Linked DNA regions of Homo sapiens: region 1 is linked to region 2. Evidence: chromatin contacts called from ENCODE Hi-C or POLR2A ChIA-PET data. All regions are on one chromosome and are shown on one strand. Each heading gives the region's core, a stretch centred on a gene start or an enhancer-like site at or near the end of the contact. The rest is flanking DNA. Distances are from core to core; before and after follow the strand shown. Region 1 holds the start of IGF2BP2-AS1 (IGF2BP2 antisense RNA 1). Region 2 overlaps IGF2BP2 (insulin like growth factor 2 mRNA binding protein 2).

Evidence for each region. Hi-C counts contacts between places; a loop is a spot of excess contacts on that map. ChIA-PET counts read pairs that join two places held with the same protein, here RNA polymerase II (POLR2A). Pooled maps may share reads with other maps.
Region 1: a loop to region 2 is called in a map of Calu3, with 2.1 times the contacts of the local background. The contact joins the promoter of IGF2BP2-AS1 here to the enhancer-like site in region 2. A Hi-C loop is called at or near these places in 10 of 168 maps with a recorded cell type or tissue (CD14-positive monocyte, Caco-2, Calu3 and 6 more) and 3 of 50 pooled maps. POLR2A ChIA-PET finds 5 or more read pairs at or near these places in 9 of 52 experiments (Caco-2, HEK293, MCF 10A and 6 more).

The regions. Positions count from the first base shown.
Region 1 is chr3:185,710,604-185,714,524 of GRCh38, reverse strand. IGF2BP2-AS1 (IGF2BP2 antisense RNA 1) reads right to left here and starts at 1,273. Exons shown (of 8, transcript NR_126326.1): 1 at 1,037-1,273. All of the region lies in intron 2 of IGF2BP2 (insulin like growth factor 2 mRNA binding protein 2), which reads left to right.
Region 2 is chr3:185,674,944-185,678,657 of GRCh38, reverse strand. It overlaps IGF2BP2 (insulin like growth factor 2 mRNA binding protein 2), which reads left to right. Exons shown (of 16, transcript NM_006548.6): 8 at 2,745-2,867; 9 at 3,227-3,362. Among named protein-coding and RNA genes, the nearest start is that of IGF2BP2-AS1, 36 kb to the left of the region's middle. Within about 2 kb of position 1,382, at least 2 of the 41 ENCODE cell types and tissues checked have a DNase peak (open chromatin) inside an H3K27ac peak, as active enhancers do; they include PC-3, where a contact is called at or near this core.

The sequences.
Region 1 (3,921 bases), core at 24-2,523, 36 kb before region 2:
GGAAATCAGCATTGCACTGTGTGTTGATGTTACAAATGCACAGCCCAATAACTGTTCCACTTTTAGGATTTCACTTCTAGGAGTTTATCTTCCAAGATATGCTCACACGTGCAAAGTGAGATGGATGGATGGATGGATAGCTAGATGATAGATGAATAGATATTCATTGCAGCATTTACTTACTTTTTGGAAACAGCAAAAGATTAGAAACATCTTGTGTCCATCAGTAGAAGACCAGTTTAATTATGGTACATTCATAAAACTGAATATTATACAGCTGTCAAAAAGAATAATACTACCCTATACTAAGTGAAAAAATGCATATACAGAGCATTAATGTTTGTGTTTGGGTAAAAAAAAAAAGGAATGTATTCATATATGCTTATGTATAGACTACACGGGAAGGATTTTTAAAAAATGAGTAATGGGACCTGGAGGACTGAAGTATAGATGTAGAAGAGAGAATTTTTCTATTCTATTCTTTGGTACATTTTGAATTTTGTGCAAAGAATATACAGTACTTGGGCTAGACGTGGTGGCTCACGCCTGTAATCCCAGCACTTTGGGAGGCCAAGATGGGCGGATCACCTGAGGTCAGGAGTTCAAGACCAGCCTGGCCAACATGGTGAAACCCCATCTCTACTAAAAACACAAAAATTAGCCGGGTGTGGTGGTGGGTGCCTGTAATCCCAGCTACTCAGGAGGCTGAGGCAGGAGAATCACTTGAACCCAGGAGGTGGAGGTTTCAGTGAGCTGAGATTGCGCCACTGCACTCCAGCCTGGGCAACAGAGCAGGAGTCCATCTCAAAAGAAAATGAAAAAGAGTATGTAGCACTTACTTCTAAAATATAAATTTATTTCAAATATACCAGTTGAGTGGTAGATATAGCTGTTCAGATTTGCTGAGATCCACAGAATCGCAATGTTAAAAATAACGAGAAAGAGCTCCATGTGAAATAAACAATTTTCATTCTGATGTCTCACCAGCACTCCCCACTCCCCTCAAACCCCTGCCTTTGGAGTCTATCTTACTTACCTGTTACCTTGACCATTGGATCTGGAAAGGGCCTTAGACAGTTATCTAGTGGTGTTGCCATTAAACCAAGCCGCCCACTGCTGCTTTTCCAATAAATGTGCCATGCCTTAAGTTTTCCTCACCTGCTGCTAAAGCATATTATTTTAAAAATGTGAAAATGGGCTTTACAGAGCTGTTTAGATCAAAGTCGCAATAACAAGTGGAGTATCCCTATATTACTAATTAACCAACATCTGAGTTATGGGCCAGAGTTCTGTTTCTATGCAGTGAAAATGTGAACTTTGACCTGGTGGTTTATGACAGTGGTACAGTTCCTTGGGTGCAGTTCTGGTCTTCTCATTCACAGTATTACACCAAGACACACACACACACATATATGTCTCTTGCACACACACACACACACACACACACACATACATATCTGTAGGGCAGGCTATGCAACACCCTCTATTCTGTTCATAGTAAATTTCATGAAATAACCTTATACTTTCAAAATCTGGACACCAGATATTGTACAAGAGTATCCTGGCAGTAATGAAAGTGTAAGCGTAAAGCTTCCTGTTTTAGGAGAGGGAAGAAATGGGTAAATGGAGGCTGTAGGGTCATGACACAAGTAGAGTCACAAACCCATTGTTTTTTGATTTGTAAGCCATCCAATTATAAAATACAGTGGAGTTTGTCACCTAACTTATTTATTGGGATGTTAAAAATTGTGACCCAAACAAAATTCAAGATTTGTTGAGATTATTGTTTTTTTTTTTCCAAAATTCAGCATCTATTTGTAGCCTAAGGTCCATGTGGGATACCTCTTCTTTCTGCTCCTTACCTTCTCCTTGCAACAGTTCTGTTTTGCTGTCAAAATGAGGTAAATCATAGATTTAGAAAGAATCTTCTCTGTCTCATGGCTGAGGCATTAGAGAGGTTGAATGACTGACTCAGCATCGTGGTAGAGCTGGGATTCAAATTCGTATCTCCAGTTCCCACTTGGCATATCTCTCACTCTGCTTCTCTATTGTGTTGGAATAATGGCAGCCTTTGGTAACAATAAAATGTTTTATTAGGAGTGGGGAGAATTATGGTGTTAGAAAATCTAGGGAATATATTTAAAATTTGTATTTTTTCTTACGTCATTGTTCCCTAGGAAATCAAGGCTTTTTCTTTGCTTATAGACACTAGTAAATAAAAATGTTTGCATTTTCATAAGTATTTATGATTGATTATTGCAAATTTTACATTTCACACCAAGGAAAAAAGGTATTCTTAGTAAGTATGGTAATCAGGGTGCTATTAAATAAAAAATAAGCATAATCTGTTGGTTTGACAGTTGCACTTCTCAGCTTCTGAAACCATCCTGAACTAGGTCTTTAGCTGAATCTACAGGTGACTCTGTATAACTTTAATAGTTTCTCTCCTGATTCAGTGCTGGCTCCAGGTCATGCCTTCTAATTAGTTGCCAGATTCATTCACATTTCATGGGAAAACCAGGCACCAACTCTCCTGAGCACATCAGGACCAAAGCTGGGAAAGGGGAGTTTGGTGTTTGTAGAGTTTGCAGTTTGTGGAGTACTTTCTCATAATCCTGGGGCTTGATGAAAGCCAAGTGAGAGGAGAGGGCAGGAGCTTATCTACCATGGTGACTGGGACCCTGTGAACAGCAAAGGAGAGGGCACCTACTCAGCTCTCTTCCTTCTCTCAATCATGCTGCTAAGGACAAGGCTCTAGGCAAGGAAAGGTCCTGAAAGTAGGAGGCACTCCTGGGCTGCGTCCAGGGAAGGAAAAAGAGGTAGGAAAAGGAATTTGAAGCTGTGGTAGCGGGGACTGCCTGTGGCCACCTGCTGAGCCAGGTAGGTCGTTCACCGTTATTCACTTCAGGTATTGACTCCCATGTGCACCTCTCTGCTGGTGGGTCCTGCTGGAGCCTGCTCAGCTAATGGTGCTGTCTTGAGAGGAAGCGATGAAAACTCAGGAAGTGATGAAAACTCAGGAACCGAGACAGATGCTGTTCATTGTCTTTGTAGGACACAGAACTCAGAAGATAGTGTGAATCAGCCGCTGGAAGGAATTCTGTGTTTAAGCACCAGAGATGTTAACCCTGTCATGTTCATTCATTCATCAGGTTCACTGAGAGACTGCGGTGCACATGTCACTAGCCTAGAAGCTGTGGGTGTGCAGGGATAGGAATAGGATTTGCATAGTTCAGGAAAGATACAGGTCAGAAATCTTGGATTTCTATCAGCACCACTGGAACAATTATTTGTGCAAAAGTCTAGTCTCCCAAAATTGGTTATAAATCAAATTTGCATATTTAAAGTTATCTCTGCCCTAATTTTCCCCCTTTACAGAACTGATTCAAAGGGATCCTCAGATGAATCCTTGATAAGATGATAAGTTCTTTTAATAATAAGAATAATTTATATGCTCCTTTTCCCTAGTTTGTTCATCTGTTTTTAAAGTTGGCTATTCAAGGTTTTAAAAAGTAGTTTTTATTGTATTTAAATCACGTGACATTAGGTTTGAGAGCTAATAATATTCTTCAGCATTTTATGATGATGTTCACTGATTTGTTTTTCACTGTATCCTACGAAGTGGTTTTTTTTTTTATTGGTATTATGTAAGAAGCTATTTTTCTGGCTACCCTCACCTTGTTGATAAATAACTTTTCCTATAGCGTAAAAAATTTCCTTTTCCTCCTCCTCTCTGGAGCAAGTAACCAGAATCACTCGAGGTTTTTTGTTTTGTTCTTTTTTTTTTATTTTGAGACTGAGTCTCGCTCTATTGCCCAGGCTTGAGTGGAGTGGCGCGATCTTGGCTCACTGCAACCTCTGCCTCCTGGGTTCAAGGGATTCTTGTGCCTCAGCCTCCCAAGTAGCTGGGACTACAGGCGC
Region 2 (3,714 bases), core at 133-2,632:
ACACTATAGACCAACAGACATACAAGAACATTCCACCCAACAATGGCAGAATATACGTTCTTCTCAAATGCATGTGGAACTCTCCAGGAGAGAGAACATACAAAACAAATCTTAAAAAATTCAAGAAGATTGAAATTATACTACAAAGTATCTTTTCTGATCACAATGGAATGAAACCAGAAATCAGCAGCACAAGGAAAATTAAGAGAATTCAGCATTTTTTGTAGAGCTTGTCAAGTGGTAATAAAGTCCCTCAGTTTTTATTTATCTGGGAATCTTAATTTCTCCTTTGTTTTTGAAGGACAGTTTTACCACACATGGTGTCCTTGGTTGGCAGTTTCTTTCAGCACTTCAAATATATCATCCCACTCCCTTCTGGCCTGCAAAGTTTCTGCTAAGAAATCTGCAGATAGTGTTACGGAAGCTCCTTTGTATGTCACAATTGCTTTTCTCTTGCCACTTTGAAGATACTCTATCTTTGACTTTAGACAGTTTGATTATAATGTGTGTCAGTGTGGTTTTCTGTGGATTTGTCCCAGTTGGAGTTCTTTAAATTTTTTGATTTGTATGTACATTTTGTTCCTCATATTTGGGAACCTTTCAGCCATTACTTCTTCAAATAAAGCTCTATGCCCCTTTGTTCCCTCTTCTCTTTCTGGGATTCCCATTATGCTTATATTGATCTACTTGGCATGTCTCATAGGTCCCTAGGCTCTCTTCACTGTATTTATTTATTTTAATCCTCTAACTTGAAGATTTCAAATGATCTACATTCAAATTTGCTGGTCCTTTCCTCTGTCTGGTCAAATCTGCTGTTGAACTCCTTTAACAAATTTTTCTGTTCAATTGTATTTTTCAGCTCCAGAATTTGTTAGGTTCTTTCTTATAGTTTCTGTCTCTTTGTTGATATTCTCATTTTGTTCATGCATAATTTTTCTGACTTTATTTAGTTGTCTGTCTGTGTTCTTGTTTAGTTCATTGAGCATCTTTACAATTATTTTTAATTACTGGTCAGGGAGCATGTAGATCTGTGTTCTTTAGAGTCAGTATTTGGAGTTTTATTTTGGTCCCTTGATTGGGTCATGCTTCTCTGTTTCTTTGTATGCCTAGTAAGTTTTTTTGTTGGGATTTGGGCATTTGAAAAAACAACCACCTCTCACAGTCTCTGTGTACTGGCTTTGGGCAGTGGAAGACCTGAAATCAGCCTAGCTAGAGGTTCTAGGACCTCTCAAACCTTTTCTAATCTCTTGATCCCTCTGGTGTCTGACTGTAGAACTGCAGTTCTTAAATGCTGCTTGCCTCTGTTTTCAGCAGCTTCTGAACTCTAATGCTGATCCTTCAGTGCTCTGAGTCAGTGACACAAAAACCAGTTTTTCTGGCACCTTCCAGACAAGCCAAAATGTTGTATGCATAATCCAGTCTTTGTTTCTGTCCCAAAGGAGGAGCCCAGCCTTTAGGGTTTCCTCCCCTTTGCTCTTCAGTATGCCATGTAGCGGGTGGGGCCTTGAAAACACTGAATGTTCTTACCTTTTTTACTGGATATATATACATCTCTCTCTCTCTCTCTCTCTCTCTCTCTCTCTCTCTCTATATATATATATATATATATATATCTCCATATATATATATATCTCTCTCCATATATATAATCTCTCCATATATATATATCTCCATATATATGTATCTCCATATGTATATATATCTCCATATATATATGTCTCTCTCTCCAGTAAATATATATCTCATATATATATCTCCAGTAAATATATATACATCTCCATATATATATATCCAGTAAATATATATATATATCTCCAGTAAGTGTATATCTCCATATATATATATCTCCAGTAAATATATATATATTTCCAGTAAATATATATCTCCATATATATATATATCTCCAGTAAATATATATATATATACATCTCCATATATATATATCTCCAGTAAATATATATATATATATATAGTTGTTGTTTTTAGACAGGGTCTTGCTCTGTAGCCCAGGCTGGAGTGCAGAAGTGTGTGATCATGGTTCACTGTAGCTTTGGCCTCCCTGGCTCAAGCAGTCCCACCTCAGCCTCCCAAGTAGCTAGGACTACAGGTATGCACCACTATGCCTGGCTAATTTTGTGTTTTTAGTAAGGACAGTGTTTCAGTATGTTGCCGAGGCTGGTCTTGAACTCTCGGGCTTAGGCGATTGCCCACCTTGGCCTCCCAAAGTGCTGAAATTACAGGCGTGAACCACGGCGCCCGGCCTGGAATTCCTCTTTAGTTTACAGCGGACTTCATATTATAGCTTCTCAGCTGATCTTTAGAGTTCTCACAGAGGTGTTCTGGTCTATCTCTTGTTAATTTGAGGTGTGTGTGAGGGGGAAAGAGACCTGTGGCTTCCTAGTCTGCCATCTTGCTAACGTCACTCTCCCTTGTACCTTTTTTTAAGAGCAAGGAGAACATTCTTCACCCAATAGAGTTCTTGTAATACCCTCATTGGCCAGATCAGCCTCATGGATCCACTTCCAACCAGCTACTACGAGGGAGTAGAATTACCATGGTTTGGCTTATGTTAATCAAAATTCATGAACTGGGGTCGGTGAGGGACCTGACCTCTCCCAAATCCCATCATCACTTGGTACCTGAACAAAATGACTTCCATTTATAAGAAAAAAGCAAGGTAATGGTTTTTGGGAGACAACCGTTATACGTATCTGAAGTGTTAACTTGCTGCTTGTCTCTTTTAGAGCCGAAGAGATTCCTCTGAAAATCTTGGCACACAATGGCTTGGTTGGAAGACTGATTGGAAAAGAAGGCAGAAATTTGAAGAAAATTGAACATGAAACAGGGACCAAGATAACAATCTCATCGTAAGCCACTTACTCAGATTACTCATGCCCAATAATGGAACACCTGAGCATTTCGATACGTCTAGTTCATTCATCTACTTTTCCCTAAAATGGGAATATAATCATAAGTGATGCAATTATCTCCATCATCTTTTAAAAAAATACATAAATACTTACCAGGTAGACATTTTTCACTATGGATGTGATCTAAATCACTGGTAAGATTTGAAATAAGATGGCAGGGATTCTCCACCACAGTGTGTTGGGAGGGAATTGAGTCTTCTCTCTCTCCGCCAAAACTTGTTTGTGATTTTTTTATTTTTTGGGCATTTTATTTTTCCCGTTGAAAACAAAATTTCTCTTTTCTTCTCATGGGTCAGTTTGCAGGATTTGAGCATATACAACCCGGAAAGAACCATCACTGTGAAGGGCACAGTTGAGGCCTGTGCCAGTGCTGAGATAGAGATTATGAAGAAGCTGCGTGAGGCCTTTGAAAATGATATGCTGGCTGTTAACGTAAGTCCCTAATGCTTTCTTCTCCGCTGGTTTTCACTAGGCTAAAAATACTTGCCATTCAGCTAATGAGGAAGTGCCTTAGGATAGGTATGCAGAGTTTTTCCTGACTTCCTAGGATAAAAGCATTAAAATAATCAGGAAACCAACTAGTAAATTATGATAAGTGCGCTGGACAACATCACGTGAAGACATTAAAATTATAACTTTGAAGACTGAAATAAGGAAAAGCTTATGATATAGTGTTTATTAAGAAAAGCAAGAATAAAAAAAAAAAAAAAAAAAAAAAGAAAAGCAAGAATAACTGGGTGTGGTGGCATGCATCTATAGTCCCAGCTACTCAAGAGGCTGAGGC